Linked DNA regions of Homo sapiens: region 1 is linked to region 2. The links are chromatin loops, found by intact Hi-C in ENCODE. Cell type or tissue: endothelial cell of umbilical vein. All regions are shown on one strand. Links, peaks and the distances in the headings refer to the core of each region. The heading gives the core; the rest is flanking DNA.

Region 1 (16,453 bases), core at 3,592-11,591, 140 kb after region 2:
ACCTCAGATAAAAAGGGAGGGAAGGGAAGCGGAAGGGGAAGAGGTTCTCACTCATAAGTGGGAGTTGAACAATGAGAACACATGGACACAGGGAGGGTAACATCACACACCAGGGCCTGTTGTGGGGTGGGGGGCTAGGTGACGGATAGCTTTAGGAGAAATACCTAATGTTGATGATCGGTTGATGGGTGCAGCAAACCACCATTCCATGTGTATACCTATGTAACAAATCTGCACATTCTGCACATGTACCCCAGACTTAAAGTATATAAAAAAAGAATGTATACATTTCATCAAAATTATCTAATTTGTTGGCATACAATTGTTCACAGTATTTTCTGTTTTGAGACAGTGTCTCCCTCTGTTGCCCAGGCTGGAGTGCACCGTCAGGATCACAACTCACTGTAGACTCCAACTCCTGGGCTCAGGGGATCCTTCTGCCTCAGCCACCCAGGTAGCTAGGACTACAGGCATCCACTACCACTGGCTAATTTTGTATTTTTTTGTAGAGACAGGCATTTGCTATGTTACCCAGGCTGGTCTTGAACTCCTGAACTCAAGCGATCCACTTGCCTCAGCATACCAAAGTGCTAGCATTACAGGTGTGAGCCACCACACCTGGCTCCATAGTATTTTCTTATAGCCATTTTTACTGTGGAGTAGTAATGTCCCGACTTTCATTTCTAATTTTACTTATTTACATCTTCTTTCATTTTCGGGAAGTTCAGTTAAAGGTTTGACAACTTTGATCTTTTTCCAAGAAGGAACCATTGGTTTCATAGATTCTATTATTTTTATATTATCTGCTTCACATATCTATACCCTAATATTGATTTCCTTCCTCTGGTAGCTAGTAGTTTGCTTTTTCCTTTTTCCTTAAGGTATGAACATGTTATTAATTGAAGATCTTTCTTATCTTATAATGTATTTACAAATATTCATTGCTCTGAGTTTCCTTTTACTACACCCACAAATTTTGATATCTTTTTTTAAAAAATTAACTTCAAGTTATGTTCTTATTTCATTCACATTGTTAAAGCCAGTAAGCTATACCAGTAATGTGGGGCTGCTGTCTCCACAACTATTGCCAAGGTGGACAATATAGGATAATAGGCAGGTAGTCAAATGCCACAATCCTTAGAGAACTTTAGCAGTCTCTTCATTCTAAACTAAGTAGTACCCTGGGGTCTCTGTTTATATTAGATTCCAGAGTTCCAAAAGAGTTGATGTTGTTGCCTATTTAATGGCTGTTTCAATAGAAACTGATTCTTGGCTCTCCCTATTTCTATTTTCCATTACATTACTTCTTGATCTCTTTTAAAAGTGCCTCAACTTTTCCTTCAGTGTTGTCTAGAACAGCAGTCCCCAACTTTTCTGGATGCAGGTACAGGTTTCATAGAAGACAATTTTTTCCACAGACAGGGCAGTTGAGGGGCTGGAGGGAGGAGGATGGTTTGGGAATGGTTCAATGCATAATATTTATTTTGCACTTTATTTCTATTATTACTACATTGTAATACATAATAAAACAATTATACAACTCACCATAATATAGAATCAGTGGGAGCTGTGAGCTTGTTTTCCTGCAACTAGACAGTCCCATCTTGGGGGACAGATCATCAGGCATTAGATTCTTATAAGGAGCATGCAAGATAGATCACTCACATGCATAGGGCACAACAGGGTTAGTGCTCCAATGAGAATCTAATGTTGCTGTTGATCTTACAGGAGGTGGAGTTCAGGCAGTAATGTCACAACGGGGAGTGGCTGTAATAAAGATGAAGCTTGACTTGCCCACTTGCTGCTCACCTCCTGCTGTGCATCCTGGTTCCTAACAGGCCATGATCACTACCAGTTGGGGGTTGGGAACCCCTGGTCTAGAAAGTAAAAGCTATCTAATTGTTTACATAATGTTATATTAACTTTTGCTCACCCATGACTAAATAATAAGACACTGAAATTCTTTATACAAGTATCACCTGCTATTTATATCTATTCAGTTCCCAGTAAATTTGGATAGGCTAAGGTTAACTGATAGTAGAAAATTTCTTGAATACTGTGATTCTTAAAAGCCTTGCCAGAAGTTAAACTACAGAAATCTTAAAGTAACCCACTTTAAAAGGGGTAGGTCACCTATTTTGAATGGGGGTTTGGGAGTGGCCATGCTAACAGAGATCTGACTGAATGAAGTTATTTTTGCCAACTAACCAGATGGTAACGCATCTTTAAATTGTGCAATTAACTATGTTTTTTAAGACCTTAAAAATAGTAACTTTTTCCAACAGTTATTTTTGAACTTCACTGTTACACAGTTGAGGTGACATTCATTATAAAGAATACACAGAGGCTACTATATTAACCATTATATCTATATCTTTAGTTAACCTGAACGAAGTTGAGTAGATAAAATAAGATTCACATTAGGTAAAAAAACAAAAACAAAAACAAAAACAAAAACAAAAAACACAAACTCTACAGAAGTCTTGAAAAGCAAAAGAGAACTGCCTCTTATAAAATCATATCCTTAAAAAAGAGGTGAGATAAAAACAAAGCAGTGTTTTTATCAGTACTGCATCCTTTTTTTCACAGTTATTTTCATTTACAGTTTGAAAGAGGTAGATAATTCTGCAACAGACAAGAATTGAACTGTGATTATCAGGTGTAATAAAATAGTTCCATTAACTTAGAAATATTGGTCTCATCATCAAGAAATATATTAATACACATTTGAAGATGACACACTCTGTCATTCTAGACTCATGTTTTTTCTATAGCTTGGAATCCCCTGCCACTATACATATTACAACTCCAGAATGATACAACAAAAAAATTTAATTGATCGCAACATTTAAACATTTTCTTGGTCAGCTACAGTGTCCAGAAACAGGGCCAAAAAACAGGGTCAGATTGTATACATTTATGGACATGTTCAACTCTGCAGGCTTGGCAAACAGAGAGGTTTGCCAACTTCTATTCTAGAACATTGCAGATACTGGGCATGCCACAGGGCCATTTACAAGGGAATCTTCTGCAAAGGGTTCCTTTGGGTTTTGTTGTTGTTGTTGTTTCCAATGCTAGCCAGAGCAATAATTCTGAAAGGAAACCAAATTCCAAAATACAATGCAGATCTTCGTAATATTGTATTGTAACACAGTGTATCTAACATAAACAGTATGCCAAAAACAACAGAACAAGTTCTGTTTTTCACATTGTTTTCTCCCCAAAATTTACCTTTCACACAAAACAAGTACCACAAAGAAGTGTCACAGCCTAAGAAACTGCCTTAGTATAACATTAAGAGCTTACATCCAGATTTACATCTGATAAAATATGACTGCTGGTATTAACTTTAGGGCATATAAGGTATCTTCATCTCTTCTGAAAGAAGTGGGTCCAGTATTTTGTTTTGTAGCTGAATTGAATATTTATAAAAAGTTGGGGGGTGAGCAGGGGAAGGTGAGTATTTTTGTTTTGCTAATTTTGGCAAAGTAATAAAATTTGTCAAATTTCATGTTAACTTATTTTCCTCTGCTATCTGCCCCCTTGATTATCATAGTCACTAGGGGAAGTGTATATGTAATTCACATCCTAGACTTCTTCCTAAGTACCATATTTCTAAGTACTGGGAAAATTTCCATTTTCTACCTCTATTAGACCACAAATCTGACAAGAGAATATATGTAAAACCATTTAGCTCTATGAGAAACTGAAATAAAAGAAAATTAAGGAATAAATAGTTCAAAATTTTCCATGCCAAGTGCAGAGATCTAGATACTGATTTTTTTTTCTTTAAACATAATTGTAACCTGAAACTAAAGCAGAACAATTGTCAGTTTCATAAATATTAAGCCTATTGGTCCAATGACTTGCCTGCATATGCTACTGTTTTGGTTTTTCTTAACATCATTTACATTTAAATGATCTCTCTGTGTGTGTGTACATACATATATATATATATATATATATATATATATATATATATTCTGTCAATTTTGAGGAATTCAAAGTTTACAGTCACATCAATTTGGAAAGTCATACAAATATTGTCAAAAAACTGATCTGAATCAAATATGCCATGCTTGTTTCTTAATCCATTGAAGTTTTACTTATCATTTAAATGACTTGACAATATTAGTCAGTTTATATTTTCTTTTATGTAGATATTATGGGCTCCAGAGTTTAAATTAGTATTTGATTTCACATTACGAAACCATTATAAAAAAGTCTCAAATTAAGATAATTTAAGGTGATGAACACACAAACGTACACTTTGAAAGGAGAAGGCAATGAAAACATGCATTCCAATAAAGGGGGAAAATGAGGCTGATGTGCAACATAGTTGGGGAAATTGGTAAGAAGCTTTCTGTTACCACACAGTTGAGTAGTTCTAAAAAAACAGAGATATGGTAGAAAAAGGAGAGGAAATTTTCATTACAAAATCAATAGTTACAACTAAAAGAGAAACATGTACACAAAATATATCCATCAGTACAATGATCACACTTAATCTTAATCAATGCCTAGAGGAGATCCTGTGGAGAGGGCTTTTGAGTAGCATTTTACTTCATTCATTCCTTTGGGGTCAGCCTCCAGATGGACTCCTGGGGCTCTTTTAGAGGAAGTGTTCAGCATATTGGAAGAATCCAGGTCAGCACAGGAATGCGTCACAGGCACTGCTAAATCTACATCTGCTACTTTCACAGAGACCTGCCCTTTCAGAATTCCCAGTTTCTCACTGAGTTCATTCCTTTCTATTTGAAGAGCCTTGTACAGCTTCTCTAACCGCTCCAATTTTATTTGAAAGACCTTATAATTTTTATCACGAATAGTTTTCTGTAAGAAAAAAAGATAAGGTTTATGTAACCTTATTAAATATCATTAGGTTACTATATCCAAAATTGAGTAAATTGAGCCATAATAAAAAAAAGTTGCTTTGTTTTCATGTCTTAAACCTCACTATATAGTGCTATGTTAAATATTTAAAATTATTGTTATGCAATGCGATACAAATTATCTCTGTCATTTTCCTTAAAGTAACCAAAAGGGACCTTTTGACTTTAAGTATGACTTATGAAGTACGAAGAAAATCAAGGCTATTAATCAAAAATACCAGCAAAACTTTTCCTATAGAAGCAAAGATAATGTTATAATTGTTAATTTCTTTTTTATATAAAATAACTCACCAAAGGAATGCACATCTATCTGCTTTCTGAAAAAATAATTTCAAACTGATAACTGTCAATTTTAATTATCTTAATTAAAATAAGCCATATTATGTTTTTCTATCATCTAATAAGCTCTTTAGTGAAGAGCTAAAAATATATATAAAGAACATAAAATCATATCCAACTATTAAGGGAAGATGCTATTTTCATCTACTTGCAGTTTTTCTACCCAAATATAAATAATTTGTTTTAGCCATATTATCTCATTACTGAAGTATCATAGGATGACTGAGTAGACTGCTCATTGTAAAATCTAACTGAATCAATTCATTATACATTATAATATCTACCATTAAATGATACTTATTGCTATAAATATTATCATTGATATAATAAAAATAACGAGAAAATGTTTTAAAAATGCCAGCAGTAAGAGTTCATTAAAGTTATTTTTACATGGGTTTTTCTTCCTTTCTACCATTTTTGAGAAGAGAATGTTCCAACATTTTCTTATGAAATGTTATAATTAGTCCAATCAAGTTTACAAAATAAAAACTTAAGTGACTGCAAATGGTATGCAACTCAGCTATATTTACAGCAAACTTGGTAAACTCTACTTAGTTGCCTTTTGGAAATGAATAAATCAAGGTAGAAAAGCAATTGAGATACTAATTCATGCTCTCAGGGGAAAATCTGAATAAAGCTATCTTTTCTAACACAGAGCAAGTGACTCTCAAAGTCACAGTATCTGAACTAGCATATCAGCATCGCCTGAATACCTAGAAATGCAAATTCCTGGGCAACACCAGAATCTAACAAAGCAAAAAACTATGGGGGGAACAGGGAAGTCGGTTTAATAATACTGAGTTTGTGCAACCTCAACTTTGCTTTATAGGAAAGCAAAATCTCAATATGATAAAGTTTTCTTCAACAAAACTCTGAGATAACTATGTTGAGGGAAAGAAGTTGATCACATGCAAGAAAATCTAATTCGCTGCAGGAAAGTGTATAAATAAAACTTGTAGTTATTAGGCACACATTCTGAAGGTAAAGACACACTTCCAGAGGTTATTTAGTTAAGACTAAATAATGACTTAGTCTTCGTACTGAAATAAGTAAGTACTCATTATTTAGTCACGTAAAACCTTCTTACCTCTTCAGCCATTTGCAGAAGTGTTGTATTATTATTTTCCCATTTGGTATACCATATTACCATTTCTTTTTCCAGTTTTTTAATTTTCTTTGTCAGCTGTGAATCAACATAATCATAAACTTAAATTCTAAGTTTCACTTCCTGATCCACCACAGAAATCACTTTACAATGTTCTTCCCTTCCTCCATCACTGCATTCTTCTCAACCAGCTGACACTTGTGTTTTCTTTATAAGAGTAAGTGGTATCTTTCTTTTGTTAGTAAAGTTTATCTCAGAAGCTCCTATGGTAAAAGCAGCAGTAACCAAAGCAGAAGTTTCACATTAAAAGAAAACAAAGTTGTTGTCCTTAATTTCAAGGGAATCAGCACATGGTAGCTGAATTCTCTCAATTAAGACTGATGTGTAGCTCAGCTCAGGTGTGGACAGTAGAGCTGAGACCTCCTGCTCCTGAAGTATATGAAAAAATGTCCCCGAGTTTTCTGGAGAAATGATAAATTACACTAATCCATCAGATTATTTTATATACTGTCAGTCCCAAAGTAGCTCAAGAATCTGAAAGGAAATCAGTGTAAGAGCTAGAGGTAGCGTAATTTAGGGAACTAATCAGGAAAGAGGTATTAACATTTCTGAATCCTTAGTTTCACTTATCCTTTCAATTCACAAGATTGCTTTATTTCACATTTTGATAAAGACCAAAATGGTCCAAAAATAAGGGGAGGAAGAACCTATACTACAAGAACCGAATTCCCAGACACTCAGGATAAACTTTAGGTATATCCTTCAATCAGCTTTGTTCCAAATACAGGTAACGAGCCAGGCAATGTTACGGAAAATAAGGGTAAGATAAAGCAAATATCCTGTGCTTTGGTTAACAAACAAAACTGTATCACAAGTCAAACTCGTACAAAAGGCAGGAGAAGAGGTCTGGAAGATCTGTTAGGTGCTGAACTACAGTCACCTTTACACCCACTATGTAGCATATGCTACAGTCCATCTAACACTTTCACTGTGCCTAACAGTTCTGCTTCCACTGCAGTCATAACTGAAAGGATAGGCAGGAAGAACTTATTTGTTACTCAATGAATTCTCCCAATTACTAAGTCTAAAAAGTAATGAAGGTAGTAATTTGAGTATTTAACACAACCAAGAATTGACTTAAGTATATTAGATGTTTTTGCTGTTTTTATTTTTAACCATGAGAAAAGAAAGACATGGAAAAGTTAAATAACTTGTTCTATGGTCATCTATAGCAAAAAAAGATCTAATAATAATCAAGACTAACATATATTGAATGCTTATGAATTTCCCAGACACAGCTACTGTACTATCTCCAATCAGCACATTTTAAAGAAATCTTAACTTAAATAGGGAAATGCCAAGGTAAATGACTCACCCTAAGGAAGTCACGAAGTGCAAGTTAGAGATCTCAGTTTCAGAGTTTATGCTCCAAACCGCAGTGCTATGTGTTTATTTGGGGAGACAGATAATTCTGCTCTTTAAAATTGCTATTTTAGCCTGTATGCTGAATTGGAATAACCCATAACATTTTTCTACATCTAATTTTAAAAAACGGTTTAAATTTTGTATTAATTAAGAATACATCTTGTATATTGTGTGAATACATATATAGTTTATATATAATATATATATAGTTTATATATATAATTAAATTTTGTATTAAGAATACATCTTGTATATTGTGTGAATATATATATATATAAAAACTATACATATATGTAGTTTAAATTTCAAAGAGTAAATATATTTCAGGTTTAGCTAGGTCCTCAGAAATAAAGCTATTCCTACCAAGATATATTATTACTTTCCTTGGCTTGGATTTTTAAAATAATTTTATATAAAATTTTTAGTTTACATAAGGCTATGTGAAAGAACTGGGTAATTAAGAGAGGTGACTAAACAAAAATCATCTACAAATAAACTGTCCTTAATGGAAGAATTCTCTTTAATTGTAATAGAAGTCTCAGAATACCATGATAATTAGTATTCTGGGGCAATTTTAGGGCAAAATACCTGAATAAGCTGGTGAAAGAAAAAAAAAGATACTATCAGATTAATATAAACTCATATAAGTGCAATTATGTTTTTTTGTTTGTTTGTTTTTTTCTTTCAGAGACAGGGTCTCCCTCTGTCACCTTGGCTGAAGTACAGTGACATGATCATGGATCACTGTAGCCTCGACCTCCTGGCCTTAAACAATCCTTCTACCTTGGCCTCCAGAGTGGCTGGAACTACAACTGCACACCACCCCGTATGGCCACTTTTTTTTTTTTCCCACTTTTGTAGCAATATGGTACCCAGGCTGGTCTTGAACTCCTCTTGTCAAGCAATCTTCCTATCTTGGCCTCCCAAAATGCTTGGATTACAGGTGTGAGCCACCACGCCTGGCCACAGTTATGCTTAAAATAACCTCTTGTATCAATTACTTTTTACATAATATTCTATTAAAAATATGTAAATACCTTTTCCGTTTCCTGCTTGAAGGCTGTAAAAAGTTCATTGGTTTTTGCCATGGTAGTCTGGAATTCTTCAAACTTATCCATATAAAGGAAAAGCTATAGAAAAAAATGATCAAATATTCAGAGTTTCAGAAAAGCAATTTAAAACCCCAAAAGATTTTAAAATAACATAATAACTTTCAAAAAACTTAATATAATTAAACATTAGGTTTGATACATGACTGAAAAACAACAGAAACACACACCCAATCCCTGAACTGCAGAATATATACCTGAAATGTTTATAACCCACTGAAATGCACTGAAACTTCACTGTCTTCATCATCTTTAACTGTAAATGTTAAAAGGTAAGGCTGGGCATGGAAGCTCATGCCTGTAATCCCAGCACTTTGGGAGGCCAAGTCGGGTGGATCACAAGGTCAGGAGTTCAAGACCAGCCTGGCCACTATGGTGAAACCACATCTCTACTAAAAACACAAAAATTAGTCGGGCATGGTGACAAGTGCCTGTACTCCCAGCTATTTGGGAGACTAAGGGAGGGGAATTGCCTAAACCCAGAAGGCGGAGGTTGCAGTGACCTGAGATTGCACCACTGCACTCCAGCCTAGGTGACACAGTGAGACTCTGTCTGAAAAAAACAAAACAAAATAAACAAACAAAAAGTAAAATCACTTATTAGCTCTACTCCATCAGTTGTAATAAAAACTGAAGTACAGTGGTATAGCTGTGAATTTCATATAACCATAATGCTTTGGGTATTACTAAGTCTTCTTTGCATTTGAAAACCTTTTCTTGTAAAAAGAGCATCCCTTTAGAGTATTTAGCTTAGTTGAGGGTATCTAGTTCTTAGTTTAATATTAAGGCTAACTCTTTGCTTTATGTATGCAGAAAAATAAACCAGAAGCCAAATAGTTTGATGGGGGATAAAATTAGTGGGAGTACAGTTAAGAAAAAGATAACCTAAAAGAGGTCGAAAAAGCAATTTTCTATTAATGCCATCATCATAGACTTTTTATTTTAGGTGGGAGAATAACAGCAGCAAGCCACGCAGAACATTACATTTAGTTACCTTTCTTCATAACCAGGATCACACTGACAATGGAAATGTTCATTGCAAACCACAATCTCTCTGCAATTTGTTAAATCTTGTTATATTTATTACACTAAGATATCTGCATCCTTGGAATCTACATACCTTGTGCTGACCACAAGTAGTCACAGGTTCTGTATATGTCCCTCATGTTTTGAACCATTTCTTGCATGTGCCGACAAACATACGTGACCTCCAAAGTAAGTATATTGTATATCAAAGTCTGTCATTGATACTGGTTCTGAATGTGTCCAGTGACAGACAATCTTTCCATAAATGATATCATAAAAATGACAACAGGAACCACATTTTCCAAATTTGTCATTTAGAAAATTCACTTCTTCTGTACACAGAAGATTAGCAGACCTAGAAAATTTTCCAAATAACTGTGCACACTGTCTATCCCTATCTCTACATACTCCTTTAAAGCAATAGCTAGTCTTATTATTGCAGTATCCTAAATCAGGAGCTTTCACATCAAGTACACAAAGTGCAGATGTTCCATTGCAATTTTCTGGAAAATCACACATATCTATGTTTTTTCTGCACAACATTTCTGATATCTTTCCTTAGAAAGTGAACATACAGCATCTGTTTCCTTTATCTCAAACAATAAAAGCACACAAAGACTAGAATGGGACACTATAGGGGTCCAGACTGAAAAATGGAGAGAGCCCAATATTTTTTTAGAAAGCATACACACACACACAAAATCTTATGGTGAAGTAGGACTGTCTGGCCATTTGTAATATTTTAAAATTCTATGTAGCTAGCCATAAGACAAAATTATAAAGGTTTTAGAGAAAATATCTGGGACAGAGGAAAGCCAACTTTCAAAATAGCCATCACAACCAGCCATCACAATCAACCTGGAACTAGGGTTGCCAAAATGAATACAAATCATTTATGGTTTTTATGGTGCCATAAAAATGCCAAAAAAAAATCAAGGCAAATCAGAATTAATTGGTCACCCTAAAAGAAGAGAAAGTTTCCAAGAGGACAAGAATCAAATCCTCTGTTCTAGTCTGTGGCTGGGAACAAGAAGACACAAATTCTGCTATTCTCTGTTGTTAAGTTACCTGCTCTTTCAGTTGTGCTTCTTCTTGTTTCATTTCTTCATATTTGTGCCTCGATTCTGTTGCTTCTTTTAATAACTAGAAAACAGATACATTCTGACAGAATACTAACAACAATTATAAACATGGTCAAAATGTCTAACAGATAGGCTTAATCTTCCAGTAATTATCCTGGCAACAATGACAGGTCAACCCAATTATCTCAATTTCTAACTACTTCTATCTCTTATCTGTTCCACTGGTGAACACTTAGGAATGTAGGAATAATTGCTTAAAGAGAAAAAGTAACCTAGAAGCATAATAAAGTTTATAGTACTCAGGGTTGAAATGTTGTGTTTTACATGAGGAATAACTAGACATCTACACTTTTAGACAGAAAACGCAGCTAAGAATCTTGACATTGTCTAGGTTATTTAGAAAGCCCCTCAACTCTGTAAAAGATAAAAGCAGGTTAAAAGAATATGCAGCAAAGCAATGAAAATAGAGACCTAGTTTCTGGTCACTTTTTTAAAACCACAGGAAAGGAACAGCTAAGGGAAGAAAAGAGATTAGTTAGTATTTGAGTTTTTCAGAAACATAGATAATAAAGATGCATGGGAAGCAGCTGTGAAATTCAGTCACTGAATTTCTGAGGTAAAATGTCACATATTATGTAAATAAGCCTTAAACCACAAAATACACACATAGATATACATAGATACATACAAAATTTATACTCCAAGTTGAAAGGTGCAATTAAGTTTCTTTAATTGTGCACTGATATCTGTCAGCTTGCACTGAAGAGACATGCTGTGTGAAACATCTCTCCAAACCCTAGACTCATTCAATATGAGAGGCTTGAATGAGAAAACACTAAGGAACTAAATATTCATAACATGCTCTACTCAGGGCCTACATTACTTGAATGAAGAAAATGTAATACACCACATTATTAAAATCATTTTTCATTCATAGAATATAGTTTCATTTCCATGGGGGTAAATGGGTATAGTCAAATTAGATTTTTTCTGTGTTCTCAATTATGGACAGACAAAATCTGAATACATATTCTAGCAACAATGCTGACCAAGACACAGATAATTTTGTCAGAAAATTATACCAGAATATAATCAAAGTAAACAAATCATTTACCAATTTTTAAATTGCTTATTTAAAAATGAAATGTAACACTAGGTAGAAGTCTCATGTTCACTAAGTTGGTGTAAAATTTAACTGTCCCTAAATCTCAAAGCCTATCTTGCCTAATAACTGGCACAATTCTTTAACTTGGTGACCACTACATAGAAAGCAAAATTATCTTGTTTTTCCACTAATTTAATCTTATCTCCAGTAAATTTCATATGAAAATTTCATCAGAAACAGAAAGCTTAATACACACACACACACACACACACACACACTCGCATATCCCACATCCAGAGAGTAAGAAACAAAATTGCATGCCCTGGCACTATGTTAAGTGAGGAGTTTGTTTTAAATGGCTTTGGTTACAATTTTGGCGATCTTTTTTTTTTTTCCAAGAAGTAGAACTTACAAACTCTCTCTCTCTCTGATGTCTTTCATCAGCTTCTTTTATCAGCTGTGCTGTTTGTTGAAGTCTGGCATCTACAAGCTGTTGTCGTAATTCCTTATGTTTGAACGCTTTATTAATTTGCTACAGGAAAACAGAATTTCTTGCACCACTAACCAAAGAAATAAATACAGTGGGGAGAAAACATAACACAAATTTCTAGAACCCTGCTTACCCTTCTTTTCTGCTGCTACCACTGTAGTTAAGAACACTGACTCCTTCTGTCCCCGTCACTGCAGAAGTGGCTACAACATATCATCTTGCAAACTATCCCACACTAGAAAGAGCACAACCCTCTAACTGCTGCCCCATGTCCCACCCTATCAGACGTGGGCTGTCCCCATCAAAATATCTGTACTTCTTGCTTCTGCCCTACATTGGAAAAAAAAAAGCTGATATTTTATCAAGAAAAAGATGGATAAGGAGATCAAAATATCAAATTCATTTATTACACACATAATTCCTGGACATTTTTTGTTCACAAAATCTTCTGAAATTCCTTAATTGTAGGTAGCCTGATAAAATGAAAAAAATGGTCTGGAGCAAATCCTAGCTTATTGTATGATCCAGGACAATTTCTTCTCCTTGTGAAACACAGTTTCCTTATCTGCAAAGGTTCATGACCATACCTAACTTGCAGAGTTGCTGTCCAAATCTATGCAATAATTAAACTGTGTAAGGTGCTTGATGCCTGGCACATATTAAACATTTGGTAAAATCCTGTTATTATTTAAAAGCTATGTCATTAAGTGCTATTGTACATACAATAGACTCATTAGGAAATCCCTCCACACATGGAGGTTCTATGTGAAGGAAGAAATGCTAGCTGAAAATAATGTACTTAAATTAAGTTTTGAGAAGACTGCAACAGATAATCTGTCTTAATCTGCAACTGATTTTATCATTATTCAATTATTTTCTGATAAAAGAAAAAGACTGTAATATCTAAACAAGACATACAAGTAGTACAACTTGAACACATGTCCTCTCCCAATCTGCTACTTCTATAGCAAATTTGGAGAGTTTAATACAGTTAAAATAATATAAATCCTAAAGAGTAAAATAATAAAAAATAAAATAAAATTAATCATTTTTAATACCATTATTTAAAACAATGGAATTTAAAGGATTCTTTTAAAAAAACTGATGATATTCATAATATGCTTTATAATATAAAACAAATTTAATTTTAAAAGTTCACTATATAGGCCTAAAAAATTTCTTTAATAAATACATTCCAAGGAAAAAAAAGAGGGGGGGGAAGCTTATATACTAAAAAGACTTGAGACATATTAAAACAATAAAATGTATAAACCTTATTTTGATGTTGATGTAAACAACCTGAAGGAAAAGGGAAGTAACAGATATTTAAATAGTACAGTGAGAAGGTATGTGATTACATAGCAATTGTTTAACCTTTTGGAGTAAAAATAGTACAGTGATTATGGCTTAAAAAGAATCTTATTTCATGATGCATATTTGAATAGTAATAAATAAAATGATATAATATCTTGGATTTGCTTAAAAATAGATGGAAACAAGAGTTGCTAGAAACAAAAGTAAATAATTGCTAAAGCCAAGTGATATATTCTACTATAAGTTTGCAGCTTCCATAATAAGTTTGAAATGTTCTTGAAACATAGAGGAAAATGGTTTAAAAGATACTCAAAATCTTAAAGAAAAATGTTTTCAAAAGTAGCATGAAAAGGTGTAACTCAAAATAACATTTTGATATGCATAAAGTAATATTTACTGTTTTATTAATTTTTAAATTGTCACTTTCTATTTCCAATTTTAATCTACTAAGTAAGGATTTAAATATATATTTTACTAGCTTAAAGCATAATAAAGGAAGGGGATGCATCCTTTGAAAATTGAAATCTTACCCTATGTATAGACCTCTAAAAGTAAAGAAAAAATAAAAACAAATAAGCAGGTTATCACCTATTTGTTTTTTATTTAGCCATCATACAACTTCCACATCAATTTATAAAATAACTCCAATGACTAGGTTCGACAACTATTGAGTCCTCCACAAACTTTTTACTTCATTGATTACACAAACAATGTGACTTGGTGATGGGTAATTAGTAGGTTCCTTATTCTCACAAATAGCACAATTCTCCTATTTATATTGTTCAGATTGTCACAGAAATCTGAGATACAGAGTATTTAGGGAACAAATCTGTATTATTAGACTGCATAAGAGAAAAATATCTGTATGCTATATTGACAATCTTGTAGCATCATATGGGAGACAAGTGGTACACATCTCCTAGAAATCCCTTTACTTATCCTACTCCACTGACACTTGGGCCAAGTGATGCTCCAATTTAGTCATTCTGTTTACAGGTTTCTACTCTTTTCCTAATAAACATGTAATTTCCACTGTGCATACACAAAAGTTCTAAAATACTGTCCTGTGAAAGAGTTTTTACTTTACGGTAGGGTGTAGCTTTTGCTACTGGTGAGCAGCTGTCTATAAACAAACCAAACGCCGTTTACCTCTTCCCTCAGTGCATACTGGTCAGTGAGCTTCTTTAGCTTTTCTCCCATTTCCATGTTCTCCTGCTGCAGTTTGGCATTGTGTATTTCATGCTGTTCCAGCTGGGCTTGAGTTTCAGTTAAAGTAATTTGGAAATGTGCAGTTACTTCTTTAAGAACTTCTTCCTCCTCTTTTTTCTGCTGCATATGTTCCTCCTTATTATCCAAAATAATGTATGTTAAAAGTACAGACCTACAGATAAAGCTCGCGAAAAAGAAGCTACTGCTATGTGAGTTCATTTATTGCTCCCATGAGGTGTTGCTTTTAAACTATAATTCCTCCCCCTTATTTATGACCAGAAATCTCTCATTTAAAAGCAAGCAGCTTTTTCTAAGTAGATAATTAGAGAAAAGCAAATGCCCTACTATAAAATAAGTATCATCTGCTGATCCAGATATTCACTATACTATAATTAAATATAAGTAAGATGCTGCTCCACAGTTAGTTTCTTCCACATTATTTTCCCAAAAGTCATCCTCACTGGTTAGGCAGTATACCATCCTACATCAGCCTGAAGATCTTACAGCCTACTTTCTGAGTTACACTTTCAATTTTATAAGAGGGAAGGGACAAACTAAATCATTATTTTACAAAGTTTACTTTCAAAGTCTTACTAGGATACAAGTGTCAACAGACCTTTACCTAAACAGTTATCAGTACAGTCTAAATATTGACAGTGCTATCTACTTTTATTATATTTAAATCCAAGATTTCAAAAGCAAGAAAAATAAATACAAACCTTACAAGTAAGAACCTATTTCACAAGCTGTCCTATGTTCTTGAGTTTACTGTGATGAGGGTGATCCAGCACCATCAAAATAATACTCCAACCATACACCCCCTAGCAATACCACAAAGTCAGACAAATTCCTCTGATGGATGGCAGATTCTTTCCAGGATCTCTGCTTTTTACTTCCATTATTGAGACAAGCTGTCATACTTAATCCTTCTTCTGTTATAATCAGCCTAGCTGTAAGTAATATTCTAAAGTATTTAGCAACCAAATAGCCAAAGATGGCAGAATGTAGTTTAACAATCTATCCTATTAACTTTTATAGTAGAGCTCTACAGTGTGTTTTTCTTTCTCAAACTCACACTGACTATGGCTACCAGTTTCTTCATTTCAGCTAAGATTTTCACTCATTACCAAAAAAGGACATGATAACCAACTACACCAAAAGCCAACAAAAATATCTGGCAACTGTGAGCTTTTTAAGCAGGAGAGCTGTGAACATAAAAACCAATGTCATCTAGATTCCCTGTGATCAAGTATACAGTAGACTAAGGTAGAGCTTATCCTTGAATCTGAAACCAAAATTTACATAGAGTGAGTCTTTAGAGAGTTACCTCACAGGCAGCATCAGCTCAAGCAAAACA
Region 2 (16,453 bases), core at 3,180-11,179:
TATTCAGGAAACCCATCTCACGTGCAGAGACATACGTAGGCTCAAAATAAAAGGATGGAGGAAGATCTACCAAGCAAATGGAAAACAAAAAAAGGCAGGGGTTGCAATCCTAGTCTCTCATAATACAGACTTTAAACCAACAATGATCAAAAGAGACAAAGAAGGCCATTACAGAATGGTAAAGGGATCAATTCAACGAGAAGAGCTAACTATCCTAAATATATATGCACCCAATACAGGAGCACTCAGATTCATAAAGGAAGTCCTGAGTGATCTACAAAGAGACTTAGACTCCCACACAATAATAATGGGAGAATTTAACACCCCACTGTCAACATTAGACAGATCAACGAGACAGAAAGTTAACAAGGATACCCAGGAATTGAACTCAGCTCTGCACCAAGTGGACCTAATAGACATCTACAGAACTCTCCACCCCAAATCAACAGAATATACATTTTTTTCAGCATCATACCACACCTATTCCAAAACTGACCACATAGTTGGAAGTAAAGCTCTCCTCAGAAAATGTAAAAAAACAGAAATTATAACAACTGTCTCTCAGACCACAGTGCATCAAACTAGAACTCAGGATTAAGAAACTCACTCAAAACCGCTCAACTACATGGAAACTGAACAACCTGCTCCTGAATGACTACTGGGTACATAACGAAATGAAGGCAGAAATAAAGATGTTCTTTGAAACCAATGAGAACAAAGACACAACATACCAGAATCTCTGGGACACATTCAAAGCACTGTGTAGAGGGAAATTTATAGCACTAAATGCCCACAAGAGAAAGCAGGAAAGATCCAAAATTCACACCCTAACATCACAATTAAAAGAACTAGAAAAGCAAGAGCAAACACATTCAAAAGCTAGCAGAAGGCAAGAAATAATTAAAATCAGAGCAGAACTGAAGGAAATAGAGACACAGAAAACCCTTCAAAAAATTAATGAATCCAGGAGCTGGTTTTTTGAAAGGATCAACAAAATTGATAGATCGCTAGCAAGACTAATAAAGAAGAAAAGAGAGAAGAATCAAATAGAGAGATTCTCTATTTGAGAATAGAGAGAAAAAAATAGAGAGAAGAAAAATAGAGAGAAAAAAATCTCAGGACCAGGTGGATTAATAGCTGAATTCTATCAGAGGTACCAAGAAGAGCTGGTGCCATTTCTACTGAAGCTATTTTTAAAAACTGGAAAAAAGGATCCCTTCCCTAACTCATTCTACAAAGTTAGCATCACCCTGATACCAAAATCAGGCAGAGACACAACCACCACCACCACCACCACCTCAGGCCTGTATCTTTGATGAACACCGATACAAAAATCCCAAACAAGATACTGAGAAACCAAATCCAGCAGCATGGCAAAAAACATATCCACCACAATCAAGTAGGGTTCAGGCCCAGAATGCAAGGTTGGTTAAACATATGGCAATCAATAAATGTGTTTCATTGCATAAACAGAACTAAAGATTAAAACTACATGATTATCTCAATAGATGCAGAAAAGACTTTTGATAAAATTCAATATCACTTCATGTTAAAAACTCTCAATAAACCAGTTACGGAAGGAATGTTGTAGGATTTATTAAAAAATTACTATAAGCAGATGGGAGGGAAAGGGGTCCTTCAGAAGTTTTTTTCTTTGAAAGCAGCTCCAGAAATGTTTCTTGTCTACCTGAATAGCCCCTGCTCAGAGAGCCGGGCAGCAAGCTATGATATGAAAATGCTGCCCATCAGAAACTGGGTCCACCCAAACATAACAATTCCTGCCCTTTTCTTCCTTGCCCCTACATGTGCCTGGCAAAATGACCACCCCCACATACCCTATGTGTGTAGAACATCATGGTGCCCTACATTTGCATATTAAAAGGCTAGGGTGGAAGGGCCAGACTTTTTCTGGGCTATGTAAATGGCAAGCCTGGTCAAACCAATCTCCTGAACCCTAAGCAAATCAGACACCACCTCCACCAGCTTTCCCATATAAGCAGCAACTTTTCTCTGCACACAGGATTTTCTCTTTGTTAGAATCCCTCTTCCCCAACTCCATATCTGTAAGGGTACCTGTTTGCTTCTTCCTTGCTTCTTTCTTATTAAAGTTTCCACTCCTTAAAACCACTCACGTGTGTCCGTGTCATTTTATTCAATTCAGTGCAAGAATAAGGATCCTAGTGCTACTCCACTTATCGGGGCCATATCTGGAACATACCTCAAAATAATGTAATGAAAGTCATGTATGAAAAACCCACTGCAAACATCATACTGAAAAGGCAAAAGCTGGAATCATTTTCCTTGAAAACTGGCACAAGACAAAGATGTCCTCTGACACTACTTGTATCCAATATAGTATTGAAAGTTCTGGGCAATCAGGCCAGAGAAAGGAATAAAAGATATTGAAATAGGAAGAGAGGAAATCAAATTATCCCTGTTTGCAACCAATATGATTCTATATGCACACAAATCCATCATCTCAGCCCCAAAGCTTTTTAAGCTGATAAACAACTTGAGCAAAATCTCACAATACAAAATCAATGTGCAAAAATCATTAGCGTTCTTATACACCATCAATAGTAAAGCCAAGAGCCAAGTCATGAACAAACTCTCATTCACCATAGCCACAAAAAGAATAAAACACCTAAAGTACAGCTAACCAGGGAAGTGAAAGACCTGTACAGGAAGAACTATTAATACAAATCACTACTCAAATAACTAAGAGATGACATAAACAAATGGAAAGTATTCCATGCTCACAGATAGGCGGAATCAATATCACTAAATGGCCACTCTGCCCAAAGCAATTTATAGATCCAATGCTATACCCATTAAATTACCATTAACATTCTTCACAGAACTAGAAAAATCTATTTTAAAATTCATGTGAAACCAAAAAAGAGACTGTACAGCCAAGGCAATTTTAAGCAACATAATCAAAACTAAATTCATCATGCTTCCCAACTTCAAACTACACTACAGAAGTACCGTAACCCAAACAGCATGGTACTGATAAAAGAACAGACACATAGACCAAAGGAATAGAATGGAAAACCCAGAAATATGACTACATGCTTACAAGTATCTGATTTTCAAGAAAATTTACAAAAGCAATGGTGAAAAGACTCTCTATTTAATAAATGGTGCTGTGAGAAACTGGCTAGCCATATAGAGAAAATTGAAACTGGACCTTTTTATTACTCCATATACAAAAATTAACTCAAGATGGATTAAAGACTTAAATGTAAAACCCAAAACTATAAAAACCCTAGAAGCAAATCTAGGCAAAACCATTCAGAACATAGGCAGGAGTAAAGACTTCTTGAAGAAGATGTCAAAAGCAATTGTGACAAAAGAAAAAATTAACAAATGACATCTAATTAAACTAAAGAGCTTCTGCACTAGCAAATAAACCATCAACAAATTAAATAGACAAAGTACAGAATGGGAAAAAATTGTAAACTATGCATCTGACAAAGGTCTAATATCTAGCATACACAAAGAACTTATACAAATTTACAAGGAAAAAACAAAGAACCTCATTAAAAAGTGGGCAAAGGACATGAACAGACAATTCTCAAGACATACACATGTAGACAACAAACATCTTAAAAAGCTCAACATCACTGATCCTTATAGAAATGCGCATCAAAACCACAATGAGATAGTATCCCAAACCTGTCAGAATACCTATTATTATAAAGTCAAAAAATAACAGATTCAGGTGAGGTTCTGGAGAAATAGAAATGCTTTTACACTGCTGGTGGGAATGTAAATTAGTTCAGCATTATGGAAGACAGTGTGGCAATTCCTCAAAGACCTAAAGATAGAATTATCATTCAACCCCACCAATCCCATTACTGGGTATATCCCAAAGGATTATAAATCATTCTGTTATAAAGATACATGCACATGTATGTTCACTGCAGGTATTCACAACAGCATATGTACATTCACTGCAGCTATTCACGAAAGCAAAGACAATGGAATCAGCCCAAATGCTCGTCAGTGATAGACTGGATAAAGAAAATGTGGTAAATATACACCATAGATTTCTATGCAGCCATAAAAAAAGACAAGATCATGTCTTTGCAGTAACACAGCTGGAGACCATTATCCTTAGCAAACAAACGCCAGAACCGAAAACCAAATACTGCATGTTCTCATTTATAAGTGGGTGAGTGGAGCACAGGAGGAGGGAGAGAAGCAAGAAATATAACTAATGGATATTAGGCTTAATACCTGGGTGATGAAATAATCTGTACAACGAACCCTATCACACAGGCTTACTTATAAAACAAACCATCATATAGTGCACATGAACCTCTGAACTTAAAAGTTAAAAAATATATGTATTACAATAAATGAAGTTAGCAAGGTGCCAGAACACAAGATCAACATACAAAAATTAATCATATTTCTGTGTATCACTAACAAACCCTTAATAGGGGAAATCTTTTAAAAATTTGATTCATAGTAGCAGAAATAGAATAAGATAATCTGAAGTAAATTAATTTCAAATATATATAATACATACTAAATACTAATATACAAAAAATACCAAAAACTATAAAACTTTGTTGCAGGAAACCAAAGAAGACCTAAATAAATTGAAATACATGCTTTGTCCATGTATAGGAAACTTAGATGGAAATATTTCCTAAATTTGTCTGTAGATTCAACATTTCTGTCTCAGTCCCAGCTTGCTTGTCTGTTGAAACCCCAGCTTGTTTCTCTGTAGAAACAGGCAAGGTAATAAAAATACAAGAAACAAATAATAGCCAAACAGTCTCGAAAAAAACAAGAAGAAAGTTGGGATTACTCACTTTTCCCAATTCAAACCTTCCACAAACTACAGCAATAAAAACAATATGGCATTAGAATATATACATACATATAAATATGGAACGAAATTGAGAGTCCAAGAATAAACCCATACATTTATGGCCAACGGAATGTTATCAAGAGTGCCAAGAACAATTAATGAAGCAATAATAATGTTTCCAACAAATTCTGGGACAACTAGATGGCAACACGCAAAAATATTGAGTTGGATCATTACTTCACAGTGTTTACACAAGTTAACTCAAAATGTATCAAAGACTTTAATGTAGAAGCTAATACTATAAAGGTCCTAGAATAGAGGAGAAGAGTACATCCTTGTGATTTTGGGTTAGACAAAATCCCCTCAGAGGCAACACTGAAAGTACAAGTGACAATAGAAAAAAGCAAACTGGATAAAGATCAAATTAAAAATCTTTCTGTTCAAAGTTTACTATTAGGAAAGAGAAAAGCCAGCTTACAGAATTATTTTTTATAAAAATCAAATATTTGATAAAAGAATCAGATAAGATTACAACTAAACAAAAAAAGACAAACCAATGTGAAAAGAGCCAAAAATTTTGAATAGACATTTCTCCAGAGAAGGTATATAAAGCATATGAACAAGCCAACAACCTTACGAAAAGATGCTCAACACTACTGTATCATTAGTAATTCAAGAAGTCCAACTCAAAACTCTATGAGATCTCATACACATTGTAATGGTCAAATCAGTAAGTCATGTAATTATAGTATTGGTGAGGACATGAAGAAACTAGAACGGTATTCCACTTTAGATGGAAATTAAATGATGAAGATGCTTTGGAAAAGAAAAGTTTAAACCTAAAGTTCCCATATAACCCACTAATTCTACTTGTAGGTGTATACACACGAGAAATGACACTAAGCATGCACACAAAAACCGGTACACAAATGCTAATAGCAACATTATAATAGCTAAAAGTAGAAATTGAAATATCTATTTACTAATGAATTCATAAAATATAAAGCTGTATTATAATGAATTATCTTGAACAGAGAAAAAAGATCTCATCATTTGAAATAATACAGGCTCTATAACTAATTTTATGAAATAGAACTCTATAACTCTAACTTTATGAAACAGAAAAAGTATGTAGATAAAACTAGGAAAAAGAAAGCAGAAAATTAAGTAACAACTTTTGAAACAGGAATATATATGTAATGTAGTATAATAAACTCATGAAGCCGATAATCTAGATGAAATGGATAAATTGTTAAAAAAAAAAACGGAAATGCCAAGAATCGTACAATACGAAACAATTGTCAAACTATCAAACTTTAAGGCACTTCTGGCAGTGCCCTTCCAAATAAAATCTACCATTTGATTTTTAAAACTTACCTTTTGCGTATTTTTCAAAAATATATGGAGAACAAAAAGATACTACAGTAGTGAACTGATTAAAAAAAAACAGAATAGCAATGTAGGGGGATTTTTGCTTAACGGGTGTAAAATATTGTAAATAAAATTATAGGAAATAAAGTGTAACATCTTGTTTTGAAATAAAACATCGCAATAAAGTATAATTTCCCTTAAAAACAGCATGATATTTCCACATCAAAAAACGGATCATTAGCAGTGTGTTTCTTTTGATTTATGGTACGTGTGTTTAGCGATGTTGAAGGTTTACTGTAATCTGTCCAGGTCTTTGTGATCATTTTAAAATTTAGGGTGCTCCTAGGTAATTTTTAAGGGATGTTTATCATGTGCAGTAAAGGTTTTATTCAAAAACATTTAGCACTTCTTTTCCCCGTCCTAAAGTCCAAGCTCGAGTTGGTAAAAAATCCAACGACAAATGTGCCCACTTGAAGTGCACTGTTAATGCAACAGTTTACAAGAACATAAATACATTGTACCGGCATCCTGCCTCCTAAACGTCTTGTGACAGGAACGTTCTCGAGCTGAGAACCCAGTGAGTCTTCAGAGAATGTTAGTAAACACTTTCACATGAACGGATATCGCCGGCGGTTTGTCCTGGCAGGAAAAAAAAAAGGTGCGTTTCTACGGACATTTCCGCAAAGGAGGAATTTTCTCCGAGAAATCCTTCGTTGATCAGCACCACAGCCTTTTACGGTCCTTCCCTGCAATACGCAGGCGTAACTTGCGCAGTGGTCCCATTTTAAAAAAGATCCGGCCATACTATTTTTATCTTGCTTTTTCGTTCTGTCGCAGTACTGTTTAATATGAGTCCAGCGACGGCTCTGTGACTGTTTTCCTCTGGTAAAATCGCTCTTGCGTCCTCAGCGTTTATCTCAGGTGCGGAAGGTCTCACAGGTTTGGAAATAGCGCCGGAAAAATCGATCCGCGGAGTGAGACGGCTCGTACCACACTGCAGGGCCCGGAGGTCAAGATGGTGGCTGTAAAACTAGGATCCCTGACGATTGGTAAGCAGCTACGGGATTAAAGTAACCTTGAAATTCTCAAGAAAATGAAATTTTCATAGGCCTTTTAGTAGGAGGAACCAGCGCGTCATTAAAGACAATGTGATTCTTATTTTACAGCTTAGCATTAAGGCCCGACATGGAACCGGGGTGTGACGAGTTCCTGCCGCCACCGGAGTGCCCGGTTTTTGAGCCTAGCTGGGCTGAATTCCAAGACCCGCTTGGCTACATTGCGAAAATAAGGCCCATAGCAGAGAAGTCTGGCATCTGCAAAATCCGCCCACCCGCGGTAAGTCTTTGAAACAAAATTTGGGAATGGGTAGCCTTTGGTTTGAACGTTGGGGCAGTTTACCACTTGGCGAGGCGTTATTTACACTCATGACCAGAAACCCTTAGCACCAAATTTCTCATTTAACTTTTCTGACCCGAACAAGCTGGCATCAGAATATTAGTATCAGATCGCCACATTCCACGGGGTTCTAAACATCTGACTGCTGTAGGGACAAAAATATAAGATTCAAATATTTCTACGTTCTGCTGTTATTAAATATAGTTTAGGCATACACAAGCTTTTATTACATTTAACCGCAAAAAAATAGCTTACTCAGAAGTACTTGATCTATGACAGAAGCAAGTTATATAAGCTTGTGTGTTAACCACTTGGACTGGTGTTTTCTTTCTTTGATATGACCTTAGATGTATGTAGCAAATATAGCAAATAATGGGAGTGATGTGGCATCCTTTGCCATCAATTAAATTTATTATTAAACGTAGACCATTTTGGGTTGCTATACTGAAAACTACTAAATGAACCTCGTAGAAGTTTGACTGAATTAAGAATGTAAACTGAAATAAGCCTGGGCTGTCGTCGTGAACAACTAACACAATATTCAGAGAAGTCAAAAAGTTTTCGCAGAGCATACAGCTTTTTTCTCATATATTGAACCAGGCTGCAACGTTATTTTTATGTGGATGTTCGCACTTCTCAGCATTTGCAATTAAACTTTTTCGTACTGCTGGGAGTGGGAAGAGATAATGGCTTAGGTTTTAAAAAGTGAAACAATTTTTTATCTGCATTACATTTATCTTCATTTTAGTAAGGACTCATAACCCAAATAGCATAGTGTTTGTTCAGATGTGCGTCATTCCTTGGAAGTCGAGTCGCTTTCTAGCCTTGGGATTATAGAGGTTTTTTTTTTTTTTTTCGTCTGTTACGAAGGACACATATCAAGGAGAGTTTTGGATTTGCAGGGTTTTTCCTTTTTTTTTTTTTTTTGCAGTTAATCTTGATTATGAAGAAGGAATCATTTGAGGCCCTTGTGTACAAAAATGGTTACCAGAAGACTTTAAAAGAGTGGGAACAAATGATTGTGGTTTTCACTATCTTCATCCTTTACTGTGCCATAGTTACCAGGTCCTTACACTTTCTTCTAGGATTGGCAGCCTCCTTTTGCAGTAGAAGTTGACAATTTCAGATTTACTCCTCGCGTCCAAAGGCTAAATGAACTGGAGGTAAGATTGGGAGGCACACTTTTTTTAAAGGAATCTGATCTTTAATCTTGCCGTTGTAGTTTCATAATAATGTAGAACTTAAGTTTTGAAATCTAATGTATTGAATTTGAACCCGAACTCCACCATTTTCCAGAATACTGATTTTGGAGAAAGTCTTCTATAAAATACATAATTTATGTCCACAAAAATGGTAGAACACAAAGGCTTTAAATATCTGAGGAAGAATGATGCATTGTTTCGCTGTTCAATAGTTTCAGGTTAGAACTATCAAAATGACAGTACCTTTCCCATTTTGTCTTCTCGTACTCACATATTTAATGAATGAATTTTTTTTTTTGAAACAGAGTCTCACCCTGTCTACCAGGCTGGAGTGCAGTGGCGGGATCTCGCCTCACTGCAACCTCCACCTTCCAGGTTCAAGGGATTCTCTTGCCTCAGCCTCTCAAGTAGCTGGGATTACAGGTGCACACCAGCAGGCTCAGCTAATTTTTGTATTTTTAGTAGAGATGGAGTTTCACCGATTTGGTCATGCTGGTCTCCAACTCCAAACGTTAGGTGATCAGCCTGCCTTGGCCTCCTAAAGTGCTGGGGTTACCGGCGTAAGCCCCTGCACCCAGTGTGACTAAATTTTTTTTAGTTCTTTAACAGAAGCAGAGTTCAGACAAGAAATAGGATCTTTTAAATATCCAGCAACAGAGTGATGGTATTACATATGTTCTGCTTTAATAAAATGTCAGAGGCAAACTTGCTCTTTAAAGCAGTCAACTCAGTCTTCACAGTTTAGTATTCAATATAGAAAGTATATGAATGATTTGTCATTTTCTTTTACTCTTAGGATTTTGACTATGATCAGTAGCTAGAAGCTGTGTATGAGTTAGAGTAAGAAAGCAGTGATTCAGAAACTGGTTTTGTGTCCAGCTCTTTTACATGAACTAGAAAAATATTTTAATTCTTTGAATTATATATCAGTACATTCTAAATGAGTGTCTTGATGATATTGAGTCTAAATACTGTTGGAGCCTACATATTTTTGGTCAAGCCACCTTTAAGTCCAAGAATAATTCCTTAAATTTAGACATGATGTTGATCCTAAGACGGCACATTCTTAGCTCTTTATAGATTAAAGACTCAGCTTATTTGAGCTTTTTGTGGACCCCGCTGGTGAGATAAGACAGTGAAGCTGGGGCTCCGGCACGTTGGTGGAGAAGTGTAGATAGCATAGAATAATACTTGTTCATTTACTGCATACTCGATGAAGTCAGGTTAAGGAGTATGCCAATCTTATAAGGCCCTCTCTTTCCCAGGCCCAAACTAGAGTGAAATTGAACTATTTGGATCAGATTGCAAAATTCTGGGAAATTCAAGGCTCCTCTTTAAAGATTCCCAATGTGGAGCGGAAGATCTTGGACCTCTACAGCCTTAGTAAGGTAAGAGTAGTCTACTTTCTAAAGGAAAAACAAAAAGCCTTGCCTCAAGGATCTTCTGTGGTAGAAACAATAGGCAGGAAAGGAAAGAACACAGAGCCTGGCAGCGTTTCTTGACGTAATCTTTGAGTCTTGCAATGATTGGTGTTGGGGGAAGGGCACAGCCCCCCATATTCAAGTCTCATTGTTGTGTTGGTAGCCCTTTCCAGTCTGTTCACAGTTCATCCATATTGTTTCTTATACTTTCAGATTGTGATTGAGGAAGGTGGCTATGAAGCCATCTGCAAGGATCGTCGGTGGGCTCGAGTTGCCCAGCGTCTCCACTACCCACCAGGCAAAAACATTGGCTCCCTGCTACGATCACATTACGAACGCATTATTTACCCCTATGAAATGTTTCAGTCTGGAGCCAACCATGTGGTGAGGGCCCTTAAACTGGTTTGTGGCCTGATGTGATTTTGTTTTCTTTTGTATTTTTTCTTTGGATTGGACTTTTCTCTTGAGTAGTCAGGGTCTATAGATTCTAAATCTCTAGAGTGAAGATGTTCCAGGAATTGGCCCTAGAAAATACTTTGCAGCCTCTTTATGTGGCATAGTTTTATTCCTGCTATACATAAGTAAGAACTAGAGTAACCTTTCTATCTTATGAGGTTGATGTTTACTAAGATCTTTTTATGGAGAAGATCTTAAACTAGAAGTTAGAGGAAACCATTTCCTATTTTAAGTATCTTACATGAAAAAGATAATCTTTTTTTTTGAAATGGAGTGTTGCTGTGTTGCCCAGGCTGGAGTGCAGTGGCAGGATCTTGGCTCACTACAAGCTCCTCCCGGGTTCACGCCATTCTTCTGCTTCAGCCTCCCAAGTAGCTGGGACTACAGGGGCCTGCCACCACGCCTGGCTAATTTTTTTGTGTTTTTAGTAGAGACATGGTTTCACCATGTTAGCTAGGATGGTCTTGATCTCCTAACCTTGTGATCTGCCTGCCTCGGCCTCCCAAAGTGCTGGGATTACAGACGGGAGCCACCATGCCTGGCTGAAAAAGATAATGGTGTTCCTAAGCTTTCATGAGGCTGGTTCACTTGAAGATAGTTTAGGTTAAAAGCTTGGTGTGACTTGGGTTTAACTCAGGGTGTGGAAACTGATTTAGCAGGGTAATTTTACATAATAAGTTAATTGTTTTTGTTTGTTTGTTTGTTTGTTTTGTTTTTGAGGCAGCTTATCACTCTGGCCAGGCGGCCTCCACCTCCTGGATTGAAGTGATTCTCCTGCCTCAGCCTCCTGAGTAGCTGGGGCTACAGGCGCGTGACTATGCCCACTCATTTTTGTATTTTTCGTAGAGATGGGGTTTCACCATGTTGGCCAGGATAGTCTCGATCCTTTGACCTCGTGATCTACCTGACTCAGCCTTCCAAAGTGTTGGGATTACAGGCATGAGCCACCACGACTGGCCAGTTTTTAGGTTTTATTATCCGTAAAACTTTAAAATATTTTATAAAAACTGTGTATTTATGTTTATAAACATGTTTCACTTAGCGTACATAATTCTAAAGATTCAGTATTTTTGTTTTGTTTTGTTTTTTGAGACAGTCTCACTCTGTCACCCAGGCTCTACTAACTTTTGTATTTTACCGAGACAGGGTTTCACCATTTGGCCAGAATGGTCTTGATCTCTTGACCCCATGATCCACCTGCCTCGACCTCCCAAAGTTCTGGAATTATAGGCTTAAGCCACCACACCCAGATTGAGTATTTTTATTACTTGTTTTTCATCCAGGAAATTGAAGCACAAAGAGAGAAGTTCAGTATGTTTGCTGAAAGCACACAGAGAATAAGAGTAAAAACCCAGATTGATATCAATACAGTCCAAAGACCATGTTCTTTCATATTCTGTGATGCTCATTCATAAGCAGAGGCACGAAAATTGTCAGGATATGTGCTCTATCCAAAGAACAAGAGGAGTGGACCTGTGTAATTTAGAAAGAACTACAGCTTTATTTGCTAGAGTTGTAAATGAAGGAATCACTTATTACAAATATGACTCAATTTCTGATTCTATATATTTTTTTCTCTCTAGCAATGTAACACACACCCGTTTGACAATGAGGTAAAAGATAAGGAATACAAGCCCCACAGCATCCCCCTTAGACAGTCTGTGCAGCCTTCAAAGTTCAGCAGCTACAGTCGACGGGCAAAAAGGCTACAGCCTGATGTGAGTGACTGTTACTCCTGTTATTCTTCCTATAGCTGAGAAGGTTCATCTAGACCTTGATATTGGGGAAAATTCATTGCTGAATGCATTGTTTTACATATGTCTGGTTCAGGATAAAATTAATTGAAATGAATTATTAATTATTTTGTTCATAGGTCTGGTTTATAATATTTTGTCTTTGTAGTTTTGCTTTTATAAATTTTAAAACATATTGCTATTGTTTTAAGTGATGGGGTCTTGCTGTGTTGCTAGGCTATTCTCGAACTCCTAGGCTTAAGTGATTCTCCCTCTACAGCCTTTGGAGTAGCTGGGGTTACAGAGGTTAGCCATCATGCCCGGTTATAAGGTATTGTTAATTTCTGTGAATCTTGGAACGATTTTTGCAAAGCACACTGTACAAATCAGTTATTGTTAACTGTTTGTTCTATTCTATGGTCTTCCATGTGATGGTCAGTAGGTGTGACCACAGAGACTCAGGAAAGCAAAGTTTATTATTATCACAGGCCTTAGAGAGGTAGTCACTATATGCTACACAGTGCTAGAGAGGAAAACCTATCTTGGATATGCAGAAGAAGCAGGAATAAGAAAAGCACCTAGGCCATAGCCTATATTGGGTTTACCAAGGGAAAGGCAAGACAGAGCAGGATAAGAAGTATGGGATTGGCTAGTTTGAATAATTTTGGCAGGCTCTAGGCTACAGCAGTATTCCCTAGTTGCCTGACCCTAGAATTAAAGCAGAGGAACTTTGCCTCATGAATTGTATGGGCTGAATAGATAAGGATTAGCTTTGGATTTGTCAGTGAACATATTAAAGACACATTAAAGTCATACTCCTGGGTGAGCCATTTGGTATTTGTAGGAGTAGCTAACCCTGGGAGGACAATCTGTCATAACCAGAAAGATTTAAGATGTTAAAACATCATAATATTCAGAAAATGAAAATACAAACAATATATTTTTAATAACTTTTATATAAGTGTGTTTTCACTGCTCCATATGCAACATTTTCATAAGATTTGGATGTTTTTATTTCTGAAATACCTTAAATAAGGCAATGCTGTGTTATCTTTAGGTGTTTTCTGGATAATTCTAACAATATTTAAATTTTGAGATATTGTAATATTAGAAATTAGACCAAAGTGAGAAATTTTATCTAGTTAAGATTATTGAAATGCAGATGGATTCTGTATTAGTACTTTAGTTCTTTATAGTAAGAATTATGTCTGGAAGAAACTGAATAAGAAAAATGAACATGTAATAACTAGGAAACCAGTAAAATTTGTTTCAAGTTGTAAATACCAGTAAAAGGTCTAAACATTTTTCCAGATAAAATGGATCCTTAGACACTTTTTTGGCAGGGAGAGTTCATTGTCCATTTTGCAGGAAAGGTTTTAAAAATTGTTGGGCCAGGCACAGTGGCTCATGCCTGTAATCCCAGAATTTTAGGAGGCTGGGTTGGGTGGATTACCTGAGGTCTGCAGTTCGAGAACAGCCTGACCCATGTGGTGAAACCCCATCTCTACTAACAATATGAAAATTAGTTGGGTGTGGTCGCAGGCAATTGTAATCCTAGCTTCTCAGGAGGCTGAGACATGAGAATCACTTGAGCCTGGAAGACAGAGATTGCAGTGAGCCAAGATCATGCCACTGCACTCCAGCCTGGGTGACTGAGCAAGACTCTGTCAAAAACAAAACAAAATTTAAAACTGTACAGTGTACAAAAATCGACAGTACTTCCAAAATATAAAGAAAAAAAAAGTTACAAATTCTGCATAAAGCAAGAAAGGAGAAATAAGGACTAACACATCTTTTCTATTTTATGTGTGTTTGTAATTCAAGAATGGGTAGTAGACTGTCCGAAATGTAGAGTAGTATGGTATTACTTTATTCTAAAACAAGCAAATACCAGCTCTTTTAAAAAGTATTTAATGGTTAGAAACAACCTATGTAACATTAATGTAAAATCTATAATGTACATAATACAATATTTTGTGTATAAAATTATATATTGTGCTTAAAAGTTGTAGAAGCACGAAACTGATTGAATCTTTTCTTTTTTATCATAGCTTATTTTCAGGTTTCCTTTTCCAGCAACCCTGATGAATAATAAATCAAAAGTGTTTAACCTCACTTATACATTGAAAATATGAAGTAACCACATATCCCTTTCACATAACTGGTTAGGAAATGGCCAAAATGTGTCAAGGATATGAGGAACTAGGCATTGTGTGCACTCTTTGTAGTAGTGAAGGGTTGTATTAAAATTAAAATTTGAAGTTACTAAAATTTTAAATGTTTACATCCTCCTGCTTAACTTCTGTTAATTGTCTTTTGAGAAGAATAATGCAGCAAGTACATAGGTACTAATGATTTGTGCCCGAGTCTTAATTTATAGACATGATTCAGTAATGGTGAGATGGAGAGGTCAATGCTAAAAGTTTAGTGTTGCTGACTGTTTATTTCCAAATGAGATGTACAACATACCCCACAGAGCCACAGTAATCAGTCAGGAGGTAAAAGGTAAGGTGAAAGGCACAGGTCACAGCCTTTATTGGTATTTCTGTGAGACAGGCAAGGCAGGGCAATCAAATGTCAGAATTGGCTAGTTTGTTAGAATAATTCCAGGGATCTGTGAGGCATAGTGGATGCCGGTAGGTTTTTGGTACATGGCTCTGAGTTGGTTTACAGAAGGGGAAATACTGGTTCTATATGATAGTTAAATAAAGGAAATAGTTAGAGGTTTGGACTCGGGATTGTTTGGTTTATATGGTAAAGGTATAGTTTAGTTTAGCCAGCTCTGAAAGAGCTGGTCTCCCTAGCCCACAAGGTACCCCAGAAATGTCAAAACCATATAAGGTATATAAAATAAAAATTAGATTAATACAGTTAGTTACTTAGCTCTTCAGAATGTCAAAAAGTGGGAAACAGCCTCAATGTTGTATAATTAAAAAGTTAGTTAAATGATTGCTGGAATAGTATTATAATAAGCAATGTATTCTCATAGACGTAATGCAATATACGTTTCTGCTTCCAGAAATTGCCGTGGGAATAAAAAAAAAGCATAAAATATGTTACTGTGTCTCTCTGTGTATACATGTATGTTTATATATGTAAATAGAAGAAAACTTACCTCTGTATAGAAAATTTGTAAGAATAAAGCTTTAAAATAAACGGAAAATGTAATAGAGCTTAATTTCAAAATATAACAAATTATTTTAAACAATGATAAAATATATTTTACAGTGTCCTCTAAGAAGAGACAAGTGCTGAAAATGGTATATAATATATGTGGCATATGATTTGTATTTTGATACTTAATGAGTTTCCATTTTCCCAGGTTTGTGATTATATTGTGGTCTGAAAGCAGTTATGATTCTAATGATATGAGTTTAAATGGAATAGAATTTTTCCTGTCTTAACTGTTTCCATCTTGAACTCAGTTGGAGAGGGGGGCTTATTTTTAATTACAAAATTCTCTGTTGTAAGGTATAAATTTCTGACATTTAAGCTTCACTAGCCTTGGAAGCCTTGGATTATTTTGTCATTTTTTTCATAACATGAAAAAAGTTGAGGAAATTCATTACTTTCCAAATTTATCCATTTGCTCCTACCTGGCCATACCACACTCACAGTAAAAATGTGGTTAATAAACATTCAAAAATGGATAAAGGATGTTAGTTGATTTTAGCCCATCTGACTTGTCCAGACCTTGCCTATAAAGTATTTATACCTGCATAAGTAAAGCTAACTTCGTTGTTTGAATCTTTTTTAAAACAGCCAGAGCCTACAGAGGAGGACATTGAGAAGCATCCAGAGCTAAAGAAGTTACAGATATATGGGCCAGGTCCCAAAATGATGGGCTTGGGCCTTATGGCTAAGGATAAGGATAAGACTGTGCATAAGAAAGGTGAGGAACTTTAACAGATTGGGGAAGTGTGAGGGGTAAAATAGTAAAGTTTCATGGGAGAAATAGTTTGGTAATCTTGATGCAGGAGAGGATTGGTTTCATAGTTGTTTTTTACTTCCCTAGTCACATGCCCCCCAACTGTTACGGTGAAGGATGAG

What was found. Peaks named below come from ENCODE experiments on the same cell type or tissue, not always from the same donor. Only the 100,000 strongest peaks of a DNase experiment are listed, where the experiment ranks them.
Region 1: a loop joins it to region 2, with 4 times the contacts of the local background. A loop is called at or near these places in 2 of 110 quality-filtered maps.

The regions. Positions count from the first base shown.
Region 1 is chrY:19,592,177-19,608,629 of GRCh38, reverse strand. It overlaps the pseudogene TXLNGY. Among named protein-coding and RNA genes, the nearest start is that of KDM5D, 140 kb to the left of the region's middle. In endothelial cell of umbilical vein, for the core only: no CTCF peak of the experiment used is centred there; a DNase peak (open chromatin) is centred at 7,609; H3K27ac peaks cover 395 bases.
Region 2 is chrY:19,735,463-19,751,915 of GRCh38, reverse strand. It overlaps KDM5D (lysine demethylase 5D), which reads left to right and starts at 7,190. Exons shown (of 27, transcript NM_004653.5): 1 at 7,190-7,245; 2 at 7,363-7,531; 3 at 8,677-8,754; 4 at 10,059-10,181; 5 at 10,428-10,598; 6 at 12,254-12,388; 7 at 16,166-16,295; 8 at 16,419-16,453. The coding sequence starts at 7,382. It overlaps KDM5D-DT (KDM5D divergent transcript), which reads right to left and starts at 7,131. Exons shown (of 3, transcript XR_938630.4): 1 at 6,203-7,131. In endothelial cell of umbilical vein, for the core only: no CTCF peak of the experiment used is centred there; DNase peaks (open chromatin) are centred at 6,975 and 7,185; H3K4me3 peaks cover 2,022 bases; H3K27ac peaks cover 1,229 bases.